Linked DNA regions of Homo sapiens: region 1 is linked to region 2. Evidence: chromatin contacts called from ENCODE Hi-C or POLR2A ChIA-PET data. All regions are on one chromosome and are shown on one strand. Each heading gives the region's core, a stretch centred on a gene start or an enhancer-like site at or near the end of the contact. The rest is flanking DNA. Distances are from core to core; before and after follow the strand shown. Region 1 overlaps AGK-DT (AGK divergent transcript). Region 2 overlaps AGK (acylglycerol kinase).

Region 1 (4,523 bases), core at 1,718-4,217, 53 kb after region 2:
TCACCATGTTGGCCAGGCTGGTCTCGAACTCCTGACTTCAGGTGATCCACCCACTTTGGCCTCCCAGAGTGCTGGGATTATAGGCATGAGCCACTTTGACCGGCCTAGATTACTTTTTTTTTTTTTTTTGAGACAGTTTCACTCTTGTTGCCCAGGCTGCAGTGCAATTGCACGATCTCGGCTCACAGCAACCTCCACCTCCTGGGTTCAAGTGATTCTCCTGCCTTAGCCTCCCGAGTAGCTGGGATTACAGGCATGCACCACCACGCCCGGCTAATTTTGTATTTTTAGTAGAGACAGGATTTCTCCATGTTGGTCAGGCTTGTCTCGAACTCCCGACCTCAGGTGATCTGCCCACCTCAGCCTCCCAAAGTGCTGGGATTATAGGCATGAGCTATGGCTCCCAGCCTAGATATACTTTTTTTTTTTTTTTTACATTCATGTAAAAAATGGATACTGTAACTTTACTAAATACACTTCCTTGGTATAGTACATTTTGTAGTTGTTAGGATTTTCCATGTATGCAATCATGTCATATGCAAATAAGGGCAGTTTTACTTTTTGCTTTTCAATCTCAATATTTTTTATCTCTTTATTTCTTTATATTATCAATTAGTATTTAAGGGGACTATTGCATAGAATTGGTGAGAGTAGATATTCTTGTCTAGTTCCTGATTTGGGGAGAAAAGCATTCTGAATCTCACCGTTAAGAGTTATCTTAGCTATATATTTTTCATAGGTGCTCTTCATCAGGTTAAGGAAGTTTCTTGCATTTCTAGTTTTCTGGGAGTTTTTATCATGAATCGTTGCTGTATTTTTTTGGCATCTATCTGTCTGCTCCTATGCTAGATTTAGGACTGGGATGAGAGTCCCAGTATAAATAGCACTGAATCCACTGGCAGAGGCTATGTGACACAGGAAAATGGAACAGACAAGCTTGGGGTTACAGACTCAGACAGTCATTGACGCTCTTTCTCCCAAACCTCCCTGAAGCTATTTGAAATTTTCCAGTTAAAGGAGGCTTAATTATTCCCATCACAAATACTCCTGAAGCACAAAGGACTCATAATATAATGAATATCAATTTGGTTAGATTGTTTTCCTAACATCAAACTGACAAGCACTGAGGAACTCGGAAGAGGTGTGAGAGGTAACGTTGAAACCCAGTAAGCCCTGGGAGGGGCAGGTTAAGATGAGCCAGCAGAGCGGGAAGCAATCCAAGAAGAGGAGAGAGATGTCAAAGAAAGGAAGAGAGAGGAGGCCATAGATACGTTTTACATTCTCATTGAGAGCCCTGGTGATAACCATTATGCCACTGAAATCCTGTTCTCCTACATTAATTCTTTCTTAAACAAGCAAGGTTACAAACAAGTATTTTAAAACAAAATTATGCTGTGAGCTGTTTTTGGCAAGTGTGCCCAAGGACTATTTTGGAAGACTGAATCCTCATTCAGTTCACAGCTATCTCTCTAGTCCAGATCGCTCCAATCAGGCTCTCCAGCATATTATCTTCCAGACCAGCACTAATCACTGTGTGCTTTATAGAGCACTATTTCAGAGGAGAGTTAATAGATATACGTACACACTCAAAAAAAAAAACCCCGAGAAAGAACAATAATTCCATGAGTGTTGCTAAACATGTATGTTTATATTAGAATTCAATAGGACTGTGGATATACAAATGAGCATAGTGAATTTTCAAAAGGATATTATAGTACACAGCATTGTATGTGGTATTTAAGTTGGAAATAAAACTCAGACTTCTGGACTTCGAGTCTAGTGGATTCAAGAGGTCTGGTAGAAATACTACTTGACTTCAAGACAGAAAGTCCACTTTCAATTTCCAGCTCTTCTGTTTAGTGTCTATCTAGGGGTGGTTATTTACAATTTCTGTCTTTCTTTCTTCATCTATATAAAGATAATTATTTGACTTACCTCATAGTGTTAATCATAAAGATTAAATTAGTATATGTAAAATCACCTAGTCAATATCTGATGCTGAATAAATGTAAGTTCTCCATTTAATTCCAAACCACATTCTCTTAAAGAAAAGGCAGATTTTAAAATTTCATTGTGAATTGTATAACTAATATAATCACCATGAATTATCAACAAATTAACTGCAATCTAATTAATATTTACAGTATTACATATAGAAACTGACCTAATTTAAGGTCAGTTAACAAGTAAAAGGAATATGAGTTAACATTATACATAAGATATTTAATGTATATATAACACATGAATTGCCATTCACATTATGAACATTCTAGGGAATTCTAGTTCCTGCATGAGACAGACAGAATGACCCAAGCCTTTAGGGGAACACTGTAGTTTGTGAGTTTAGAATAGAAATGAAGCTTATTGATCCATTGGTAGGAGAATATCAGTGCAATTGTAGCAAAACAAAGCAAATATTGAAAGAAAAGGGGTACTTTGAAGCAGCATAGCAAAAGAAAAGGCACACTCCACACAATTCAAGTTCTTGCCTCATATATTGGACATTTGACCTTGGACATTTCGTAGGGTTTTACTTGCTTTAAATATGAAATGGAAATAACACTTCCCCTGCCTGGCGGCAGGGGCTGGATCAGATTCTCTTTTTCCCTTCTTGGTGCTGCATTTCCTTTGCACGGCTTTAACTTTTGATCTTGGCCTCATTGTCCAAAACTACTCAATGTCCAAAACTGCAAAACGGTATGGGCAACTACAAAATCCTACTACTAACTGTGTATGTAATTGCTGAGATTAAGTTTTGTGACTTAGAATTCTCTGATGTGAATCCTAAAGCTCTCAATTTGCTCATTATGCCCACATAGTCTCTTATCTTAGACCTTAAGAGGAAAGTTTTAATCCTTGCAGCTTTAAACCAAGGCATTTGAATCTTAGTCGGTTGCTTTGGTAGTGCAGCCAGCCTGAAGAGCACACCACTAGGTGGCGCTGAAGATCCGGCTGTAGAAGGAGAATTGTCCATAAACAGAAAAGCGTTTTTCCCTCTGGGTTCCTCTATTAGCCAGCGCCAGCCTAGTGTTTGCTTTATTGTCAGGGATCTTGGAGATGTCTTGGCTTGAGTCTGACGCAAATAGTCCCCCTGCAGTGCTCAGCAGTTTGTAAAGGGGGTCTGGGGCCTGGCAATAGTCTCTCAAAGGCCTTATGAAAAGATCATTAATGACCCTCACTTTCTGCCTCCTCCCTCCACCTTCCCTCAGTCCCCAAGTCTGGCGGCCTATCCTGTGCTTCTTCAACCATTCATTCAAGCATCTACTGCATGCTTTTTTTTTTTTTTTTTTTTTTTTTTTTTTTTTTTTTTTTTTTTTTTTTGAGACGGAGTTTCGCTGTCGTCACCCAGGCTGGAGTGCAATGGTGCGATCTCGGCTCACTGCAACCTTCGCCTCCCAGGTTCACTGCTTCAGCCTCCTGGATAGCTGGGATTACAGGCACGCGCCATCACGCCCAGCTAATTTTGGATTTTTAGTAGAGACAGGGTTTCACCATGTTGGCCAGGCTGGTCTCGAACTCTTGACCTCAGGTGATCTGCCTGCCTCGGCCTCCCAAAGTGCTAGGATTACAGGCGTGAGCCACCACACCCAGCCTATTGCATGCTCTTATGGATCAGGCATACAGCTAGTAGTGCTGTGGTTTGAGAGACACATAACTTTAGCATTTCTTTCTCGATCTGCCATTAGTACCGAACCCAGGTACGGTGCATTAGGGTGACTGCTCAGGCTCTGCACTTAGGGGATCAGGCTGCTGGCAGCTAAGCTGTATTTCAAGGATGGGATAGAGTGGATATATTGTGTTTCTTATATTTACAACCAGCCCAGAATCCCTCCCTCCTCCAAAACACAACATCTGCATGAGGGCCTATAGCCTCCGTCCATCCTCCCATATCCATCTTCCATTCTTCACCTTTTTTTTTCTCTTTCGCATAGCTCTTGATACTATTTTAATTGAACTCTAAGGCAATGTAGTCTTTGGTCATTTTTTTTTAAGTAAAAAGTCTGTTGGGAATACACTTATAAATTGGAATATTACTCAGCAATGAAAAGAAATGAGCTATCAACCTATCAATTAAAAGACATGGAGGTGACTGGGTGCTGTGGCTCATGCCTGTAATCCCAGCACTTTGGGAGGCTGAGACACGCAGATCACTTGAGGTCAGGAGTTCAAGACCAGCCTGGCCAACATGGTGAAATCCCCATTTCTACTAAAAATACAAAAATTAGCCAGGTGTGGTGGTGTGCACCTGTAATCCCAGCTACTTGGGAGGCTGAGGCAGAAGAAATGCTTGAACCCAGGAAGCGGAGGTTGCAGCCTGGGTGACAGAGTGAGACTCCATCTCAAAAAAAAAAAAAAAAAGAAAAAAAGACAAGACAAGACATGGAGGAAACTTAAATGCATATTGCCAAGTAAAGGAAGCCAATCTGAAAAGGCTACATACTGTATGATTCCAACTATATGATGTTCTGGGAAAGACAAGGCTATGGAGACAGTAAAATGATCAGAGGTTGCCAGAGGTTCAG
Region 2 (4,879 bases), core at 541-3,040:
GGTGTCTTGGACACGCTGGTGAATAAGCCCAACATTCCCTGTCCTAGTGAAGTTTATAGTTTAGTAGGGAACGATGACAATTCAACAGGTAATCAAGATGCAATTTCACTTTTAGGTAATCCATAAAAGGGGCACATAATGGGGGCATCTAACCTAGTTTTGAGAGAATTAGAGGCTTTTTACAGGATATGACATTGAAGCTGAGATCTAGGGGAAAAATAAAAAGTAGCCAGGCAAAAATAGGGAGTAGAATCTAGGCAAGAGAAACAGCATGTCAAAGCGTACAAGTGCTAGAACATGGCCAATTTAGGAAAGAGAAAGTAGTTCGGAACCGCTGGAGGCCACCCGCTGTGGGAGGAGCCAGTAAAGGCCAGGTCACCAAGGACATTTTCAGCTATTTAAGTAATTTGGATTTTACCCTAAGGGCCATAAGGAGCCATTAACAGGTTTTAAGAGAATTGATGTGACCAGGTTTACATTTTGGAGGGATTATTCTGGCTGCAGTGTGTGAAGAAGGCATTGGTCAGAGGTAAGACTGAATCTAGTGAAACTTCAGAGGCTCCCTCAGTGACAGTCGGTGATGATGACTGGAACTAGGATGGTGGCAGAGGGGACACAGAGAAGAGGACAGACTCAACAGATATTCAGGAGGTAAATTTGAGGGATGGCTGGTGGGAATTAAAGAAAAGGTGAGGGGTCAAAGATAGCGCCCACATCCTGCATTAAGCAATTGCTGGAAGGCAGTACCATTCACAGAGATGGAATGAAGCAGAAAGTGCAAGTGTGAGAGAGAGGAAACTGAGCTTAGTTCTGGGTCTGTCTATCCGAGGTGGGGTGAGAACCCGGGTGGAGGTGTCTAGGCCACAGCTGGAAATGCAGGTCTGAAGTTCTGTATAGCAATCTTAGCTACATGTTGATAGAAGGAATGAGAGTGGATATGATGATCTATACGAGTAGGGTGAAAAGTAGGAGGAAGAGATACCCTGATCATGGACAGTTGACAGAGAATACCAAATGAATCTCAAATAAAATGACCCTGTACTTCATTTGAAAGTCAAAGGAAAAATCAGGTAGATAACTGAGGAAAAATTTTCCTTATCTTCCACCATTCCCCCTTGATGCTGCTTCTGCTCTTGGCAAACTGCATGTTTTGCTGTTCTTAAGAGACACAACGAACTTTACATCTTCAAGGATTGGATCATTTTATCCCTTCCTTTTTAAAAAAGGCCAAGCACAATACAACCCATGCCCTTACCCCACCACACAAAAACTGCTTTTCTTATTTTCCTTCCTAGATTATAGACTTCTTGAAATCATGGATAATTCACCATTTTCTCATCCACAGCCCACAGCACACACTCGTAGATAGAGGGTACTTGGTAAATACTTGTTTAATAAATAAGTGGCAAATGTTTGAACAGGAGAGATTGACTCACTGTGCTCAGACAGGCATGCTTTGTCCTGCAGGAGAAACTGAAGGTTATTCTTTGTATGAGGATTTGGCATTCTGAAAGCACAGATGAGCGGGGATGTTTCTCCAATGTGATAATCACCAAAGGGCAAGGGTAAGAGTCATTATGGTGTAGTACAGGATGAAAAACTAAAAAATTCCAAACGCACAAAAACGTTACCAGATCAAGAAGCTCCCAGGGTGTGTGGGTGTGTAGAGTGTAATGGAAGAAGTACCCTCTAAAGAGGCTAAGCGGGGAGTTCCTTTTGACACACCACAAGCACCACAAGAAGTGGCCCTGTAGCTAGAAGAACTCTGAGTGTGGTCATCAGAAAATTCCAGATTACTAATGAGTCAAGAATCTGAATGTGAACTGAAGACCTCATTTCCAAGCCAACCAAAAAAAAAAGTACACTCTATAAATTCTAAGCCCATGTTCTTTCCACTACACCATGCTGTCTTCTGAGAACTGAAGTTAAATACAATTTAAAAGAGGTGCTACAAAACGTAGTCATATCAAAAAGGGTCCCTGCAGATCTGCTCAGTATTAAAATGCAGGTTCTTTGACAGAAAGAAATTAGAAGGCTCTGGATTAGAAAATGAAAAAAATCTGCTGATGTCACTCTGCCTGAGGCTTGAAAAGAATAAGAACATGCCTGCTACTATAGGTAATGGGATGCTCTCAATTTATTCCAAGTCATAAATGTTTTATTTATTACTTTAGGACTGTAAAATAAGACAAGTTGTTATTCCAATAGCAACTTTACATGGAGAGAAAAACCACCTTGATCTGTCCTATTTCCCAAAAAGAATATTTCCAACTACAGTCTAGAGGCAAATTGTACAGCAATTTCTACCACCAGCTTTTCCCTTGGTGCATGCAAACACAGTCTTTGCTTTAAAAAAAATAGATTTCAAGTTTAGACGTTTATAACAACCACTTCAACTTATCCAGGCTTCCTAGAATAATTAATCATGATATTGCCAGTGGCTGTGCCCATGGTTGCCCATGGAGCAATAGGAATGAAAGAAATGGGAGCAAAGACAAAAATGAATCTTAAAAGTGTGTGCAGAGGGAGAGAGCTTTTCTAAACTATATATTGCATAGCCCTCCCCATTTCCCGGACTCCCTACCCAAACAGATAATGGGAAAATAGTGACCAGCTCTGCCTTTCTGACAGAAAGACAGCTGATCCAGCAGGAGGAAATGCATCTTGCTAAGGAAGAATGCTTGATCTTTTCGGCCGACAGAATCTCCATTTGGATAGAAGGTATGCAGTGTAACAGGTCAGAAAGCCAAGGGAACAATGAAAATGTTAATGATTTTTAAAAGGATTTTAGGGCCTACCAGTCTGGTCTTCCCCATTTAACCAAACAAGGTTATCTCTTCTTGTTCTCCAAACCACACCATCATGCACTACCTGCTACCAAAGAAATTTGTATCTTCTTACCTCTCCCAAGCCCAATGCAACAAAGAAGTTTCCTAATGTCATGAAAGCATAAACGGTCAGGAAGAAATCCTATTGACAACCATATATTAAGTGGTGGCTGTCTTCATTTCAATGCCCCTTAGAGTGCTTAGAAGATGTGAGTGAAAATAAGGGCCACAGAGGCAATTGCATTAAAATTTCAACATCTGCATTGCTGATGGTGAAAAGTTTAGCAAAAGAAAAACAGCTAAAAATTCTACTATCAAATGCAAAGGACAAATATACAGCACTGCCTCCTACACTAGTAAAAACTACACCAACTTGTGTTCAGGAATTTTTAGGTCAAATGTGTGAACCCAAAATATCTGAGACAGGTCTCATTCAATGTAGAAAGTTTATTTTGCCAAGGTTAAGGACACAGCCATGACACAGCTTCAAGAGGTCCTGAGTACTCGTGCCCCAAATGGTCGGGGTACAGCTTGCTTTTATACATTTTAGGGAGACATAATAACAGCAATCAATACATTTAAGATTTACATTGAGTGTCAGGCTTCTGAGCCCAAGCTAAGCCATCGTATCCCCTGTGACCTGCATGTATATGCGTCCAGATGGCCCGAAGCAAGTGAAGAATCACAAAAAAAGTGAAAATGGCCGGTCCCTGCCTTAACTGATGACATTACCTTGTGAAATTCCTTCTCCTGGCTCATCTTGGCTCAAAAGCTCCCCCACTGAACACCTTGTGACCCTCACCCCTGCCAGCCAGAGAACAACCCCCTTTGACTATAATTTTCCACTACCTACCCAAATCTTATAAAATGGCCCCACCCTTATCTCCCTTCGCTGACTCTCTTTTCGGACTCGGCCCACCTGCACCCAGGTGATTAAAAAGCTTTATTGCTCACACAAAGCCTGTTTGGTGGTCTCTTCACATGGACACGAGTGAAATTTGGTGCCATGACTCAGATCAAGGGACCTCCCTTGGGAGATCAATCCCGTCCTCCTGCTCTTTGCTCCATGAGAAAGATCCACCTACAACCTCAGGTCCTCAGACCAACCAGCCCAAGGAACATCTCACCAATTTTAAATCAGGTAAGCGGCCTCTTTTTACTCTCTTCTCCAACCTCTCTCACTATCCCTCAACCTCTTTCTCCTTTCAATCTTGGTGCCATCTTTCCGTCTCTACCTTCTCTTAATTTCAGTTCCTTTCCTTTTCTGGTAGAAACAAAGGAGACATGTTTTATCCGTGAACCCAAAACTCCGGCACCAGTCACGGACGCAGGAAGACAATCTTCCCTTGGTGTTTAATCACTGTGGGGATGCCTGCTTGATTATTCACCCATGTTTAAGAGGTGTCTGATAACCATGGGGACACCTTCCTAGATCCTTCACCCTTAGTGGCAACCACCATTTTTTGGGGGGCAAGCACCCCCCACCCCTTCTCTCCATGTCTCTACCCTCTCTTTTCTCTCCACTTTCCTGGGGGGCAAGCACCGCCCACCCCTTCTCTTCGTGTCTCTACCCTCTCTTTTCTCTCCACTTTCTTGGGAGGCAAGCACCCCCCCACCCCTTCTCTCCGTGTCTCTACCCTCTCTCTCCTCTCCACTTTCCTGGGGGGCAAGCACCCCCACCCCTTCTCTCCATGTCTCTACCATCTCTTTTCTCTAGGCTTGCCTCCTTCACTATAGGCAACTTTCCACCCTCCATTCCTCCTTCTTCTCCCTTAGCCTGTGTTCTCAAGAACTTAAAACGTCTTCAACTCACACCTGACCTAAAACCTAAATGCCTTATTTTCTTCTGCAATACTGCTTGACCCCAATACAAACTCAACAATGGTTCCAAAAAGCCAGAAAACGGCACTTTCAATTTCTCCATCCCGCAAGATCTAGATAATTCTTGTCGTAAAATGGGCAAATGGTCTGAGGTGCCTGATGTCCAGGCATTCTTTTACACATCGGTCCCTTCCTAGTCTCTGTTCCCAATGCAACTTGTCCCAAATCTT

Evidence for each region. Hi-C counts contacts between places; a loop is a spot of excess contacts on that map. ChIA-PET counts read pairs that join two places held with the same protein, here RNA polymerase II (POLR2A). Pooled maps may share reads with other maps.
Region 1: a pooled map shows a loop between it and region 2 (2.1-fold over the local background). The contact joins two enhancer-like sites. A Hi-C loop is called at or near these places in 1 of 168 maps with a recorded cell type or tissue (ovary), 1 of 37 single-sample maps with no recorded cell type and 2 of 50 pooled maps. POLR2A ChIA-PET finds 5 or more read pairs at or near these places in 4 of 52 experiments (H1, OCI-LY7, Panc1 and 1 more).

The regions. Positions count from the first base shown.
Region 1 is chr7:141,531,920-141,536,442 of GRCh38, reverse strand. The region is part of intron 1 of AGK-DT (AGK divergent transcript); the gene reads left to right. Among named protein-coding and RNA genes, the nearest start is that of AGK-DT, 17 kb to the left of the region's middle. Within about 2 kb of position 2,967, at least 2 of the 41 ENCODE cell types and tissues checked have a DNase peak (open chromatin) inside an H3K27ac peak, as active enhancers do.
Region 2 is chr7:141,582,987-141,587,865 of GRCh38, reverse strand. The region is part of intron 2 of AGK (acylglycerol kinase); the gene reads right to left. Among named protein-coding and RNA genes, the nearest start is that of AGK, 34 kb to the right of the region's middle. RefSeq lists enhancers at 161-717, 1,275-1,831, 1,757-1,896, 2,390-2,945, 2,946-3,503. Within about 2 kb of position 1,790, at least 7 of the 41 ENCODE cell types and tissues checked have a DNase peak (open chromatin) inside an H3K27ac peak, as active enhancers do.